Linked DNA regions of Mus musculus: region 1 is linked to region 2. Evidence: chromatin loops called from intact Hi-C (ENCODE). Cell type or tissue: left cerebral cortex. All regions are shown on one strand. Links, peaks and the distances in the headings refer to the core of each region. The heading gives the core; the rest is flanking DNA.

Region 1 (8,332 bases), core at 106-8,105, 79 kb after region 2:
CACAGCTTTCAGTAGCAAGCGCTACATGCTAAAGAGCAATCACTTGCAACATGTGCCTATGGGGGAAAACTGCAAATTCAAGCATTCTAGTACATTATTCTTATTGTTACCATTCTTATGAGGAAGGTTAAGGACATGCAGACTGCTGGCATGAGCTGCATGTAGTCTGGGTACACTAGGCCCAGAAAGTTTATACTGATTGTTTCTGTTATTCACCAGTAATGTGAGAGCCACAAGTTTGAATGTATGAGAAGTAAGTTGGTAACATGATCTTCTAACCCTCTTCAATAAGTCATGTAAGTAATAGTGTATGCTTATATGAAACCTCATATTGATCTCTGAACAAATGACATCAAGTATGAGAAAAATCTGATCATTAATCTTTGGGTATTGCCAAAGAAGTCAACCTCTGTATTCACATTCTATTCAATGCAGTGAATACCTTCCACCATATGATCAACATTTAATGTAAAACACTGTAATCTTCCTTTATTTTCAGTTTCTTCAGTTTCCATTATAAGAATATTAAATGGCAAATTTTGGAAATGAACAATTAATAAATGTATTTATAAGAGAATTACAAATTGTTCATCAGTAAGAGTAGTAATATGTCATGCCTTCTCAGTCACCTCTATTTAGGCATGATTGTTGGCTTCAACCACTATTCAAACAAACTTTTACACCGTTTTGTTTTGTTTTGTTTTGTTTTTAACTTTGTGAGCTTCCATATTAAATCTAGAATCTCATAACAATACACTTAGCCTGATCCAGTTTTATGTTGCACCATTATCCCATAATTTTAAAATTCTTTCCCACACATCCCCAGACTTCTGCTTGAATAAATTAGCAAACTCATTAAGCTCTTCAGGAGTGTAGCACACCTCCTCATGAACTACATTTCTACCTCCCCTCTAGGAGCCAGCTTTGTCTTAACTCTGGTTATAAGTCTAGAGGCAGCTTGTTGGGTTCTGAGGAACATTAGTATTGTTTGTCTGGCATTTCCTTTAGAGAAGGTCACTGCTGGTTTATCAGACAACAAAATGGCCAAAGTGGTACAACTCTCAGAAGGGAAGTCTGTACAGGGCAGGTAGGCCAGGGTCCCAGGTCTTGCCCCCTGCTATGGCAGCACTAATGCCAACAGCAGAGGTGACCTCGGACAGCTGCAATGGGCAGCAGGTGGGCAGAGGCTGTGGCAGTAGCAGCAGGGGCAGCAGGGGCGTGAGCCTGGTCTGCGAGGCAGGCTTAAGGTCCAGCGATGAATACTTCAGGAGAGAAAACTCTTCCCAAAGTGTTACAGCTCAGTAAAACAGCCACTCTCAGATGCTTCTCAGTGAACTAGCATGTGCACGTTATTCCATGTGGATAGGATCTTTGTAAACTCTGAGGAGTAGGGTGGGATCTAGGGATGGGATCCGGTGGAGGCTTCCCGTTGGTTCAGTGTGAGATGCTAGTGATGCTCCATTAGCTTGAGGAAGGACTTCAGGTGTTTTCCTGCATCCCAGTGTGCAGGATCTCATTCTTTACCAATTAATGTCCTCACTTTAACCACTCACACCCTCTCAGACAGGGACTTGAATTTTCTCTGTAATTTAGCCAACCGTATAATGAGGGCTTCAGTTTGATTCCCCTGCAACTTGAGCCCTGTGGCTGCTGGAGAGAAGATTCTCTTCTAGGGCATATTTAGAAACCTTTAGACTGTTTGTGTGCATCAAAAGCCAGTTAATTTTATCACTAAGTTTATTGTTGTTCTTCACCATATTCTGAGATGCTAAGAGTTGGTTAATTTTATCACAGGGCTTATTCCTTTTCTTTGTCAATCTATTCAGAGAAGCAATAAGCAAACAACTAGCATCGTCTTTTTACTTACTTTTCCATGAACTGTGAAAAGTTTTATATACAGAGTTACCAACTCTGTTACCACCCACAACTGGATAATAAAAGCATTTATCTTCTAATATATAAAATATCTTAAATAGTAAATAATTAAATATACTTAATATATGTAAATAGTAAAATAGTTCATACCATGGGCTTTTCAGAGCTTCCAGGAAAGGCTTCAGTAACTGGAGAGGTTTCAGTATCTGTAGGTATTAGTGAATTGGAAAGCCTATTCTTGATACTTAAAAGATTTATGCTTATACTTCTGTTGCTCTAGAACAACTTCTGGTACCAAATGTGCATTAGTCAGGGTTATCTAGAGTCGTTGTTGTAGTCATCATCGTTCTCCTCCTCCTCCTCCTCCTCTCCCTCCTCCTCCTTCTTCTTCATCGAGCTAATGCAACCGTGGCTGGCTATGAATGGAATGTTAAAGATTTCAGAATTTGTTCAGTCCACAAGGCTGCATTTCTCAAGCTGGTTTTTAGTAGATGCTGGAATCTCAAAGTAGGCTCAAATGCCAGTGAAGGGATAGTTGTGCTAGCAAGGTGAGAGCAAGCAGGCAAAGAGCAAAAGCTTCCATCTTACATGTCCTTTTATAGACTTCCAGCAGAAGGTGTGGCCCAAATTAAAGGTGTGTCTTCCTGTTTCAAGATCCAGATTAAAGGCTTGTATTTCTACACCTCAAGATCTAGATCAAAGCTGTGCCTTCCTACCTCAAAAGTCCAGAATAGAAGTGGATTCATCCACTTCAAAACAAGCAAAAATCTCACAGGTGTGCTCTCTCTTTCGGATTGTAGTTCATTCCACATGTATTCAAGTTGACAACCAAGAAAAGCCATCACATACAGGGTGTCCATGCTGTTTGCTGGGCAGTCAGAAGTTTGGATCCCAGATTGTGGTCAGTTTTACAGTATCTGTCCTATTTTACTCAATAATGGCCACAGTGTTCAAGAGAACCCTGTTGCAGGCTTATTGTAGTGTGTTATAGTTGTGTTTACTGCTATGTACTGCTAGTCTCTTACTGTGCATGTGTATGAAAGAACACAGTATATACAAGTTTGGGTATGTTGTCTGTGCCTATAGGCATCCATTTGGGTCTTAGAATATGTTCTTAAGTTATACCAAAATTATGTAAAAATGGCTTTATTCTATTATCCTCTTGTAGTAACAATTTTGGAATTTTGGTTCCTTTAAAAAACACAAAAATATTTTAAGAATGTTCTTCTGTTTTATTCCCAGGTGTGCTGACATGGGACTGCTTCATGTTGTCCACAGCAGCTGACTATGATTTGCCTTGTGCTCTAGCAAAGGTGCAGTTTTGCCAGCTGCAGATAGTTTCTGAGATTGTATGATGTTTGGAATTTTGGGGAGTTTTCAGAGGATATATACAGGGCCTTGGGAGGCAGGGTGAGTTGTTGGTTGTTGTTGGTCTTGGTTTGTAAAGTACTCTGGAACAAAGAAGAAACGAGGAGGAAGGGGAGGAGGAGGAGGAGGAGGAGGAGGAGGAGGAGGAGGAGGAGGAAATTAGATATCCTGACAGTGAAGACTAAACTTGCCCCAAAGAGCTCAATGCTCTAATCAGCAGGAAGTGGTCTAACAATAACACGGATCCCTTTCTGACCCCTGACTTTATTCAGGGGTCTCTTCCCTTTCCTCTCTACCCCTGTTTTCCCTCTTATCTAGTGTTAGGGGGTTAAAAGCATGGAAGAAAAGGGGTGGAGAAGGGTGGAAGACAGAAGATCTCACAGAATAGCAAAGACTGCTTATATCCTCCTTTCCTTTTTGGGGCTAAACAGTATGTAATAAAGAACATGTTTACTTTAAAAAATATTCAAAAGTAATAGTACTCATAGTAGTTTCAGCTGTGTTCGAAGCTGAGGTGAGAATTTTACTTAAGCATGGAAACTTGAGGCAGTCTCTTGTGGGTGGACATTTATAGAGCTAAGTCTTTTCAGTTAGGAGAATAATAGTGCCAGAGTGAGGGACAAAGATCAGGACTGCCTAATGATCACAGTGGCTTGGAGGGCTGGTGTTGGTATCTATGGCATAGAAAGTGGTAGTTACCGTGAAATGTGCTAAAATCCAAAGCAGCAAGAAGAGGATTTTGAATGTTTTCTTGGAAAGCAATGACATAGTTTCAAGAAAGTCAATATTGTAAGCTCCTGAGTTGAGTGTGTAAATATGCCACATTTTCACACTGTCTCTGTGAAGAAGCTTGACTTTCTGTCAAAATGCAAAGTCTAGAATTTAGTACAACATTTTACCTATTTATACTGTTTTTGAAATTTCCGAGCCTTAGGGCCAATATCTTTGTGTCAATGTGTCTTGATGACTTCTAAAAGGAAAAATAACAGATATGGAATGACTACCAGGTTTTTCTAACTGTTCTATTAAAATGTCAAAAGAATTTTTGTAAGATAGAGTCTCACTAGGTAGCCCTGGCAGACTTGGCACTCACTACATAGAGCAGGTTGATTTCTAACTCACAGAGCTCCACCTGCTTCTCAAGTGCCGGGAGTGTGTGCCACCATGCCCAGCTGTTGGAATGTATTTTAAGCCCTTTCTTTCCTTTTTTTTTTTTTTTTAAACCCTGGTTCAAGGAACTTTGATTAGGTTGTGAATTTATAGAGATGTGATGTTAGCAAAGAATAAGCTTTTGCTACTATTATTAAAATGACATTTTCATCTGCAGTTTCACAGAAAGTAGGAGCATGGATTCTCATTCTCAGTTCCTTGAACTTCTGTTGTGAGTCTAGAGAGAGAAAGAGTCTCCTGCAGTGACTGTTGTTTCTAATACCCATTGACTCTGCTGCAGGTTCTTCCAGCACTGACAGGCGAGGTGGGGTGCAGGCTAGGCAGTAGTCATAGGTAAAAGTACAATGGGAAGGGAAGGTGCTGGTGACTGCACAGCTCCCCAACCCCATTCTGCTCTCTCTGAAGTACTATTGTCAGAAAGGACCATTTTTTTCCTTCCCTTCTGTCCTTCTCTAAAGGTTGTGAGTTTTGTGTGTTTGACACTAGGCGTTCGGGGGAATGAAACTGTAGACCAGCTTTAGAACCTGGAAGCCTGCTTGAGCTTTTCCAACCCATCTGCATCATCCATCTGCTGTGCACTGCTTTGTAACATGCTTTGAAAAGGAGCAGGTCCACACTTTGTTGCTAGAACAAAATCTGCCTGGCCTACTCTGACAAACTGATCCTTCACCAGACAAACTCCTCCTCTGGCTGAGGTTCAGGGTCTGTCCCTGCCAGTGTATTGAACAAGATTGGATTTCTGAGTCCTTACAGAACTGATTCCATGTGTAGCCAACTGTTGTTATCTGTCTGTGAGGTATTTTGTGTGTTTTGGGTTTTGGAGGTCATACTCTGTGGGCCAGACTGGCCTCAGTTATGACCTTCATGTCTCTGCTTTCCCAGTATGGGGATTATAAGCATGCAGCACGATTCCTGGCTTTTATTGGAAAGAAATGATAAATTTTTGAGACAGTGATTAGTGTAAGCCTCCTGAGCCAGTAAGTGCAGTGTGTAAGTGTGCCGTAACTTTACAGTCTCTCTGTGCAGAAGCTTAGCTTCTGTCAGAATGAAAAATGAAGAGTTACAGAATAGCCTTTGCTCCCCATTTATACTGTAAATCTTCTGGGTCTTAGGGCTGATATCTTTCTGGCTGCCCATTTTCCCAGATGACCTTTGAAATAATCTTGCCAAGCATCTTCTTGTGCAGTTTATGTCCCCTTCCCTGGTTCTGAGAGGATCTTGGTAAAAGTAGTTGAATTTCTAAGTGTATTGCTTTTTCATTCAGAACATGTTAGTTTTTTTGTTTTCTGTGTGTGCTGATAGCACTCCACAGCTTTACACATTTTTGTTATTCCCATTATGTGTTATGTATTTCATTGCTATAATGAATGAAGATTTAAAATCCTATTATTTTTGCATGCATAAAGTTCATCTTGATATTTATTTTGAGTAATTTTTGTGCATGGAGTACAGTTCACTTTCTTGCCTATGGTTAGTGATGATTTCATTCACTGTTGAAAAAGGCTACCCCGACTACACTGAGATTCCTTTGAAAAACCAGTATATATGTGCTTCTTTGTGGGTTGTTTCTGACTGAAGAGAGGTGACTGACATTACAGACGGTGACACTGAACTTCATCCTGCTGCTTACAGTGCTGTACCATTGAAACCTAGAAATTGTTTACTTCTTGAAATTGTTGTTTGATGCTACAGGCTGCTAATCATAGTTACGTGAAACCATGGGAAATGAAATCTGAATATAGTCTGCTATAATTTTATTAGAATTGTCCTCCAAGAACTCCCATATTAAAGGCTTATTCCCCAGCCTATGGTTCTGTGGATTGAGCCTAGTGGGAAAAAGTTAGATCCTTGCAAACATGCCTGTAACGGAGATAGTGAGACTTTGACCCCTACCTGAGTCTGTTTTTTGATCCGTAGCTGCCATAGGTGAGCATGGCTCCTCTGCTATGTATTCTGGCCAGCTGTGTTTGCCACTGCAGGCTTGTAGCAGTATGCTCAGGCAACCATGACCATGGACTGAGACTTTTGAAACTATGAGCCGGAGTAGACCTGTCTTTCTTTTAGTTGATTATTTCAGATAATTTGCCACATCGATGAGATGTTTACTAACACAACCTAACTTTCTGAGGCAATCTGCTTTCAGACACTAATCAGAAGAGCGAGAGATTGCTTAAGACTCTGAATCATTGCTGTAGTCACTGTTTCTTGTGTGCTAGATTTGGTTAGTAGCTCTTTTCCTCTACTTAAGCAATTGTTTTCCCAGCCGGTTCCTGTTTCTTTATATAGTATGTGCTAAGAAGCACTGTACTATATATTATCTGTTACTCAGTGCACACATCTAGATAGCTTTGTGTTTCCTTTTTAAACTTATTTTTATTTATGCCCATTTGTCTGTGTGAATATATAAAGTATGTGTATATACATGGTATCTAGAAGATGGTGTTGGGTCCAGTGGAGTTAGAGTTACAGGCAGTGTACGCTGCATAATTAGAATGGATGCGGTGAACTGAGCGCGGGTCCTTGCTTTTAACTACCGAGCTGAATCTCCACCCCCTTGTAATTGTTGTTGTTGGTGGTTTGGTTATTCTTTTTGGTTTGCTTTTTTTGAGACAGGGCTTCATGTGTCTCAGGCTGGTCTTGAACTCACTATGCATGATCCTGAACTTCTGGTCCTCTTGCCTCATCTCCTTACTTCTGGGATTACAGGCATGAGTCACCATTTCCAATTAATATCAGGCTGGAACTCAGGATAAGCACATTACCAACTGAGCTATAGCCTCAGCCTGTTTTTGAGACTAAGTGGTTTAGGCTGGCTAGACTAGATTAGTGTGGTTATCCTGCATCAGCCTCCTAAGAGCTGGGCTTATTGGCAACACCCAATGATGTGCAGAACTTTTTTTCTGGCCATTCTCAGATATATGTGCTTCAGCCTCCTTTGAGTGTCATACTCTCTTATCTCTTCAGCTCAGAAAAGTCAATGTGCTTCCAGGTCACTCCACTCTGTGCACTACAGTACTGTCTTCTCTCCAGACAAGACGCTTTTGGAATTGCAGCATACTGTTATCTCCGTTGAGTGATCATTGCCCTCATTTCCTCTGTTCAGTGTCCTAGGTGGTGCTGTTTCATGTATTTCCTCTGATGTTACAGCATTATTGGGTACCGGGATGCATCTGATCTTTGAGACTCTTAATTGGACCTAGAGAAAGGAATGACCAGAATGGGGTCTTCTGGAGCAGAGCTTTTAGAATAGAGACTGGAAAATACCCAGAAAATGAGAGTCCTACATTAGAGAAGACAATTGGATGAAATTTAGGTAAGGAGAAAGGACAGAGAAACCAGAGAATTAAAAATTAGAAGTTCTTGTAGGTTTATTAGTAATGAATGTGTTCACACAGGAAGCTTTGCCCCAGGTTTACCTTAGGAAAGCCATCTGCTGGACATGTGACATTACCTTTAGTCTGCATAAGTTTTAACATTCTAAAAATTATAATAGAAACATAGTTGCTTGTATTATCTTTAAAACAAATTCACAATGATGAAAGATGTATAATATATTTACTTAAAGGTTAAACATACTATATCTTTTACTCTATTCTAAGCATGTGGGGATATTAGTAGAGTCCCATTGACTAGAAGATGCATGGTGCCATCTAATGGCTAAGGTGAAGACTGTTCAGTGTTCTGCATATTGCTTTGCAAAATCTGTTGTTCTGAATGTCTGAAGTGCAGTTTTTATTAAACATGGAGGTTTGCTTATGTTTCACTTTAATTTACAGTGTTTTTTTCATATTCATCAATATAAGTGTCTTGTCACACTTAAAACCATGTATATGCTTACTTGGAAGCATATTAGATATAAATTCTGCTTATAAAACAGTTTTAATAAATGAGTCAGGTTTTCTGCACCTGCTTTGTTTTA
Region 2 (8,332 bases), core at 245-8,244:
AATTGAGGAAAATATGTAATAAAAAATAAAAAAATAAAGAAGTGCCCAACCAAAGAGCTAGTCAATGCTTATCAAAATTAGCTGGTGTGCATGCGTGCCTGTGTCAGGGAGCCAAAGAGAATTAACCAATTCACTGCTACAGTGTGGGCCACCACATCTAGCAGATAAAATGGCTAATCTTGACTGTCAATTTGATGAGATTAGGATTGCCAGAGAAACAAACCTCCGCAAAAGTCTGTGAAGGGTTATCTATTAGACTAGCTGAGGTGGAAAGACCCAGCCTAAGTGTGGGCGATGGCCCCGTTCTCTGGGCTATGTGGTTCTAGATTGCATAAGATGGAGACTGAGCTGAGCATCATCTGCTTCCAGACTGCAGAGTCCTGAGACCAGCCACCTCAAGTTCCTGCTACCAAGACATCCCCACCACAGTGGACTCCACTCTAAAACTGCAACAAAATAAACCCTGAAGTTGCATTCCTTAGGTATCTTACCATTGCAACAAAATAAATGACCAATACAGCCAGCCATGATGGCACATGCCTTTAATTCAGGATTCAGAAGGCAGAGGTAGGTAGATCTCCGAGGTGAAAGTCAGCCTGATCTACATCGTCATTCTTAGGTCAGCCTGGGCTGCAGAGTGAGACCTGTCTTAAACCAAATGAGGGCATTGCCAAGGAAGCTCCTGTGTGTCCACAGGCTCCTTCTGCTCCACTGGAGGCTATGGAGGCCTGAAAAGGAGCTAAAGGCACCTTCTCCAGAGTTATCACTCCTCTAGCTAAGGAGCCCTCTCTGTACCTATTCAGAGTCTGTAGGGGCGTGGCTTTGTAGTCTCTTTTTCCGGTTTCTGGGATCCCAGCTGGCCTAAAAGTGTGGGGATGCTTCTGCTCCTCTGGTATGAGAGTCTGAGCAGCGCGTGTAGCTGGCCGCATCTGCTGACCTAGTTCTCAGCCCTGCAGTGGTGCCTGAGAGCAAGTAGAGCTAAGTCAAGTCTCATGTTTCCGCTTCACACTGTCTCCCTCAGCCTAAACCTGGGCTGGCTCCTCCTGTTGTCGTCTCCCTGTCTCAGAAATAATGAGGCATCATGGGTCGGCTGCATGTTGCCTATGAACAGCAAGTGGTGGCCTTGAGTGGGGGATGTTTGCTAAGAGGAGCCGTGGAGGGCAGAGGCAGCACCAGCTGCTCAGCTAGCAGTCCTGGAGTCTGTGCCAGCAACAGTCCATCTGCTTATTCATGGAACTGGACATAATAAATCCAGCTGTTGGCTGATGTTGCAAATGGACCTTTTGCTAGTGCTGATGAGAACAAACTAAGTAATAGGCTGTGTCCAGAGCTGGGTAATGGCCATCTATTAGCTTCTGTGGAAACACTCACGTTAAGAAAATCACATCTTGTGTGGCTCTGCAGCTGAAGGAACAGCTTGTTAAAATTTTCCACTCAGGCAGCCTAGAGAGCTCTCAGGGTTTATATACCAAAGACCAGGAGTGTTTACTGGAAAAGCTGAAACCCGCACAGGCTCAGTGGATGCCAGTGACCTACCTTATGAAATCCCCTTATGAAAGTTAACCTTTCTGGATGGGGACAGCAGCAGTGGGCTAGTGGAGATGAGGCAGGGGACGCAGCATGCACATGTTGTCTCTCTCAGTGTGTCAGTTGGTGCCATAGGACAGACTGTAATTGCCTGTTACAAGAAGAGCAAGATCACACTTCTAACTCCCTGGGCCAGAAGCCACTCAGCTGCTCCACTATGACAAGGATCACCAGGCTCATTCCTTGGCTTGGGATGTGGCTCTTTCCACTGAGAGGTGTCATATCAACCTTTGGGCATCACACAGTAAATGGTGTCGCCAGGAACTGCTGTCAGTTGCAGGGTCTGGAGACTTTTTGGAAAGGTTTTGGTATTAGGGAAAGAGAGTACATGCAAGGCAGTGCAGAAGAGCTTCCAGAACTTTCCTAAGAAGCAGCAGCAGATCTGAAATCAGTTTGCCTGTTTTACCAGTGTCGGGGGTTGAACTGAGAGTACTGGGCAAGCACTCTTCCACTCAGCTCTATCCCCCAGCCACACCTCCTTGGCCCTCTCTCAGTCTGTAGCTGTCAGTCTTTCTGGGCCTTGCCAGACTGTCGTTGTGCACTGGAAGACAGAAATCATGGTCTTTATTAAGGCACAGCTTCTCTCAGCCCTGATCTTGGCTCCTGACTCCTTTCTACCATTTCCCAGATTCCCTTCTGGGGACCTGCTTGCCTTCCTTGCCCCTCACAGACATTCTCTCTGCCTACTAAACATCTACAATTATACCTGTAATCTCACCCTCGAGAGACTAAAGCAGGACAGTCAGTTTGCGAGCTATCAGGATTACGCAGTCTGAACTTCATTAAGGAAACAAACAAAAAGCAACAAAACCAGACAAACATGCCCCAGCCCCAGAACCCTCCCGAGCCTGTCTGTCCTCTTGCTACCTTCTGATAGATTAGCAGCTGCTCTCCTTCTTTGCTCTCCTAGAAGACAAATATAGCTGCCTCCTTCCCCACAGGGTATAAAGATATAATTAGATTACATGGTGAGCATAGTTTGACTCAGTTCTTCTGGTTGCCAATACTCGCCAGAGGCAAGGCAGATGCCAAAGCCAAGCTCTGGGACTTCCACTCTCCAGAACCATGGGCCTACAGGGGCTTCTGTTGGAGACTGACCACGTAAGAGGTAGGAAGGACCTGCTGGGAGGAAGTTAAGTCACTGGGGATATGCCTTTGATGGGCCTATTGGGACCCAAGCCCTCTCCTTCCTCTTTGCTTCCAGGCCAACACAAAGGAAGTGGTGTGTTCTTACCATCACCACCCCTCCCACACAACCTGGAGATGTTCTTCTGCCCAAAGTCCTACCACAGACTGAGCCTTCTAAAGCTGTGAGCAGAAAGTAGTTTATCATAGTCAGGGAACGCCAACATGCCCTTTTCCTCTTAAAAATGCATGTGTGCGCAGTCTTTGTGCATCTGTGAGTACAGGCACCCCGTGTCTATGTACAGAGGCCCAATGTTAGGTGGTCTTTCTATTGTAATCTACTTTGCTTATTAACATATTGCTTGAAATGGGACTTTTCGCTGAACCTGAGGCTTGCCAATCAGGCTTTACTGGCTGGACAGTAACCCCCCAGGATCTTCCTGTCTCCCAATCCCGGTTCTAGGATTACAGATATCACTGCCACACACGTGCTGGGAGCTCAAACTCAGGATCTTGTCTTTGTACAGTAGGTTTTTTACCCACTGAGCCATCTCCCCCACCTTAACTTCTTTGCTTTATAAATGATCCAGCTCTGCACATTCTGTTTTAGCAACAGAAATGCTCTCAGGGAGTTCCCAAAATATAGATGTGATTATCGCCCTCCCGATTCACAACGAGAGTGGGTACCCTTTGTCCTCAGCACACAATCCAGTCTTCTTAGCTTATCCTGGGAAGGGATCAGGATGTATCTGTCTGTTGAGTGCCCAACCTTTTCTCTGGTGAAGCTGCCCACCTCCCAGCCCCAGCCAGAACATCTCTTCGTCCTCCTATGATTTGCCTTTGGCATGGCTCTCTGTCATTCACTGGCCGGTGCTGTTAAGTCACCATCTGCAAACAGCTTGTCTCCCAGTAACCGCTGAGGCAGCACCACAGTGGCAATGGTAGAACACTTCAACTCCCTTCCCAGTGAGAGGACTGTCATGATAGTCTGGCACGCCAGAGGTGTGCTCTCCTTTTCTTAAGCTAACCTAACACAAGAGTTTACTAAATGAGAGGTAGCCCTTGGAGTTGGCACTGCCAGCTTCCGTTGTTAGATCGTAAGCCTTTAGTGTCTTCACTTTCCATCTGTATATGCAAACGTTATACCTGGATGTATGTGTATGTGCCCCATGTGCATGCTAGGTGCCTATGAAGGCCGGGAGAGTGTGTTGTGCCCCCTGTAACTGGAGTTATAGATGATTGTAAGTTGCCATACAGATGTTGGGAAACAAACCCAGGGCCTTTGCGAGAGCAGCAAGTAGTCTTAAATGCTGAACTATCTCTCTAGCACCTTGTCTTTGGTAGTTTCTTTTCATTTTATTTATGTATGCATGTGTGGGTATCTGTATGTATGCTGGTTTCTGCACAGGCCAAAAGAGGGCACCAGAGTCCCTGAAATTGGAGTTATAGGTGTCTGTGAACACCTTGATGTGGATACTGGGAACCAAATATGGGACTTTTGCAAGAGCAGTAAGTGCTCTTAACCACTGACCCATCTCTCTGGCTCCAAAAGGTACTCATTTTAAAAGCCAGAATATGGGGCTGGCTGAGGAGATGGCTCATCAGTAAAGCACACATAGTTTATCTGCAGAGTGCTTGCCATGTTTGGCGAGTACTGGAGTTAAATCCCCAGCACCACATTAAAAACAGGCATGGTGGCTTGCTCCTATAATCCAGTACTGAGGAGGAGGGACAGGGGAGAGGGAAAGGATATGTTGGGGCTCATTAGCCAGTCAGGCTGCCATGATTAGCTAGTCCCAGGTGTCAGTGAGAGGCCTTCCCTCAAAAAATAAGGTAGAAAATAGGGCTGGAGAGATGACTCAGTGGTTAAGAGCACTGACTGCTCTTCCAGAGGTCCTGAGTTCAATTCCCAGCAACCACACGGTGGCTCACAACCATCTGTAAATGGGATCTGATGCCCTGTTCTCGGTATACTCACACACATAAAATAAATCTAAATAAATAAATAAAGAATAATTAAGAAAGATGCTTGACATCAGCATCTGGCCTAAACACGGGCACACACACACAGAGGAATTAATACAAGATCTTACAGCCTTTCAGTTGGGTTTTATTTTCTGAGATTTGTTTTTGCTTTGTAGCCCAAGCTTCCTATCCTTCTGCCTCACCATCGCACCCAAGTAAGATTTTAGGTCTTAAACATTACCAACACTGAGTGAGTGGTTAGTCAGCTTGAGTATAAATGTTATTAATAGCACAGTATCTACAGAACTGCCTTTTTTTTTTTTTCCTGTCAAATCAGGGAGGTTTTTGTCCCATGGCTGTTGCAGAGGTGACCTGGGCAATTCAGTATCTGCGTATTTTGATTGGTGGATGAAACGGATCGATTGCAGCTGGCAAATGAGGACACATAACCAACCATTCCTTCCCGCCTTACTAAGCTTTCCGTTTTATTGAGTGGGGCAAAGTACTCCCTTGCTTAGGCTTAAATCCAAAGGTGCTTCTGCATCCAGCTGGAACCCAGGAGTCCACAAATCACTTCCAGGGCCCGTTTCTGTGGGCTGTGGTTCACACTCCGGGGACACCTCTGTGATATTATGGATTTCCACCCAAACCTGATACTCTAGTCTAGACAGACTGTTGCGTGTCTCTGAAAAGGCTATAATTGCTGCCACTTGGGTACACATTCAGAAAACACTTTTGTTTTGATTTAAATTGTTTGCCTTTGGGGTTCGTGCAGGTGCAACCAGAGGAGAGATCTTTGGCAGGGAGGCTTAAGGAAAACCACCAGCTAGAGGAGTACCGGGGAATTACCCCCACCCCCAACACACCTGAATAGGAAGCAGTTTCAAAAGAAGAGGAGGGAAGCAGGCCAGAGCACGAACCATCTTCCTCGGATATTATAAAACGCTCAGCTCAGCTAGCAACTCACAGGCTGAAACATCTGTCACACTTCACTGACAACCAAAATGCCTTGGAGATAAGACAATTATGAGACCCGAGAATAAATGAAAGAAAACCCAATCTTAGCCGAATAGCACTGCCATCTATTAGGAAATTATTACAGGCTGAAGCGGACTTTAATGAGATTTTAACAAAGAAATCTAGTCCCTTTCCTCTGGGGCAGAGAGAGTTTTTTAATGATGTGAATGATTAAGTGGGTGAGAGGCCTCCCTGGGAGCAGAATAAGGAGGAGTGGTGTGAGCTGTGGGGCCTGCCTTTCCAGGAGCTCTGGGGAAGGCTGGTGTAATACTGTTCCAGTCTGGGACCTGGCTTGGAAGGTCAGGCTGGCCTCCTGGATCCCAACTGGGTCTCCGTCCGATTGCTAAACCCAACCCATGTGGCTGTGAGTTTTGCTGAGGGCATCACAGTAGCCACAAGACACTGAAGTCAGAGGGCATAGTGACAGCTAGACGCAAGACCTGCTTGCCTTCCACCTTCAAACCACTGGCACCTCAGAAGACAGTGGTACCGGAGTCTAATGTTCTTGCTTCAAGAGGGGGAAGAGAAAATAGGTTGCAGGGAGTAGGTCAGAGGGAGGTAGGCAGACAGATGCTCGGGGCCTCTTGCATGGGGTTGATTTTCCTGTTTTATTCTGTCGTCTCTTTCATCTGTTTGTGAAATGAAAGCATACAGGGAATCAGCAAGATCAGAGAGAGATTCCGCTGTCTCCGTTGTTGTATTTCTGTCACATAGGAGTTTCCTGCACTTGACACACAGGCTTCTGCTTCCTCAGCGAGGGACACCGAGGAAGGCTAGAGTGATCCAAGAATACCTGGGCTGCCAAGAGCTGCTGGGCCTCTCCCGGGAGGGGCGTGAGAAGGCCAGGGTTGAGGAAGCAGTGCCCACCAACCACAAGGTGTTTGTGTGCATGTTGAGGTCGGGGGAGACTGGCCCTCAGCAGTTGGGACTTGCAGAAACATGGGCCACCTTCTAGGGCAGAATCCCAGCCAGAAAAGCTGTGTAGTATGCCGACTATAATCCACCTGAGACCAGAGGCAGACGGGCTGTTAGGTTATTCAGCATCTCAGGATATCTGACTGATGGGTGGCAGACACAAGCAGCACTTTCCTTAATAACTCATACTGTGGTAAAAGGATTTAATAGAATTGAAGACGAACTTAAAATGGCATAGAAGACAGATCTCAGGGACATGTCTTTGGGACAGAAAGTTGATTTTATTGGAAATTAGTGCTGTTATTATTCTTATTAGCTAATGTTTATTAAGCACTGAGTGCTGTTTTAAGTGCTTTGCACATGTTAACTTAGCACTTCTCAGGCTGTCTGTGATGACAAATGGATAAGCAGGAAGCAGAGGAACTCGGCTTGCTGGCCGGTTCCCTGGGCTCCTGTTTGGCTAACTTTCTTACATAGCTCAGGGCCGCCTGCCCTGGAATGATGCTACCCACAATGGGCAGTCACATACAGGCAGTTCCTCAGTTGAGGCTTCCTTCTCAAATGACTCTAGACTGTGTCAAGTTCACAGAGATAACAAGGAAGGATTAACAAGACAACAGGAAGGAATCCCTGCATTAATAGACAAGTAAGATGTGTCCTGCTTCTTGGTCAGGTATGAAATCAACCGTTGTTTTCAGAGATGAGCTAGGTTGCTCACACTGTTGTTGAGTATATAAAAGCAGTCGAAGCCTTTGAAGGTAACGGCCACTGGAATGCCGCTGTTTGCAGTGGAGAAAGTAGGAGGATGGAGGATGGGAAGTTGTAGACTTCTTGCCTAGCATGCATAAGACCTTGGTTCAGTCTCCAGCACTGAATAAACGGGACTTGGCACTGGCATACATCAGGAAGCCCAGCACTAGGAAAGTAGAGGCAGGAGGATCAGAAGTTTAAAGTCATCCTTGGTTACATAGTAAATTCGAGGCTAGCCTGGGCTACATGAGATCCTGTCTTGGGGAGTGGTGGGGGGAAGGGTGATGGGGATGCCTCCAATGGTTCTTGCTTATTCCAATTTTATAAAAAATATCTTATGCATGTTATCAAGTTAATTCTTACAGAAATCTGTCTTGGCAGGTTGACCATCTTACTAGTGAAGTTCTAGCTGCACACCGTGCTGGGCCACGTGTGCTCCTCTGAACCCTAGGTGTTCCAGATGCACCCCAGGACTCTTGTGTCCCCACATTCTGCTCACACTCAGGCTGTGTCTTTGTTGGCTTCAGGCTGTACTTTGGGTTCTGGGGATTTGGAGGGACGGATGCATTAATTAATGAATGAAGAGGAAACATCTAATGATTACAAATGAAGAAACATGCTAAATGCAAAGTGGAAGCTAATCCAGGCATATTAAGTTATCTCCAGGCACACCCGGCCACATTAGGAACAGGAAGTGTAGTTCTGCTTGAGGTCCTCTCTTCCCTAAGTCCTGACAAGCCAGCCTTTCTCTGGGAAGTCAGTGCTCAAGGCGTTAGCACCAGGAATTGCCGGGCTGTGACTTATCTTCCTAAGTGTGATAAAGAGGAGTCTAATACTTTCTACAAGTGGCTGTGGGGATACCTTGGGGACCCTCATTCCTTTATTTTGTTTTACATAATAATACTTAATACTGTTTAAAAAACATTTTGCCAGATGACTCTTTCCCTAGACAGGACTTGTATGTTTCTAACTG

The links. Peaks named below come from ENCODE experiments on the same cell type or tissue, not always from the same donor. Only the 100,000 strongest peaks of a DNase experiment are listed, where the experiment ranks them.
Region 1: a loop joins it to region 2, with 2.4 times the contacts of the local background. A loop is called at or near these places in 3 of 42 quality-filtered maps.

The regions. Positions count from the first base shown.
Region 1 is chr1:193,000,817-193,009,148 of GRCm38, reverse strand. The region is part of intron 2 of Syt14 (synaptotagmin XIV); the gene reads left to right. Among named protein-coding and RNA genes, the nearest start is that of Syt14, 31 kb to the left of the region's middle. In left cerebral cortex, for the core only: a CTCF peak has its summit at 8,065 (motif pointing left); DNase peaks (open chromatin) are centred at 864, 4,353, 4,979 and 8,062; H3K27ac peaks cover 311 bases.
Region 2 is chr1:193,080,023-193,088,354 of GRCm38, reverse strand. The region is part of intron 3 of Gm31406 (a long non-coding RNA gene); the gene reads left to right. The region is part of intron 2 of Gm39747 (a long non-coding RNA gene); the gene reads right to left. Among named protein-coding and RNA genes, the nearest start is that of Gm31406, 11 kb to the left of the region's middle. In left cerebral cortex, for the core only: a CTCF peak has its summit at 4,108 (motif pointing right); DNase peaks (open chromatin) are centred at 4,220, 4,932, 5,295, 5,576 and 5 more places; H3K27ac peaks cover 2,724 bases.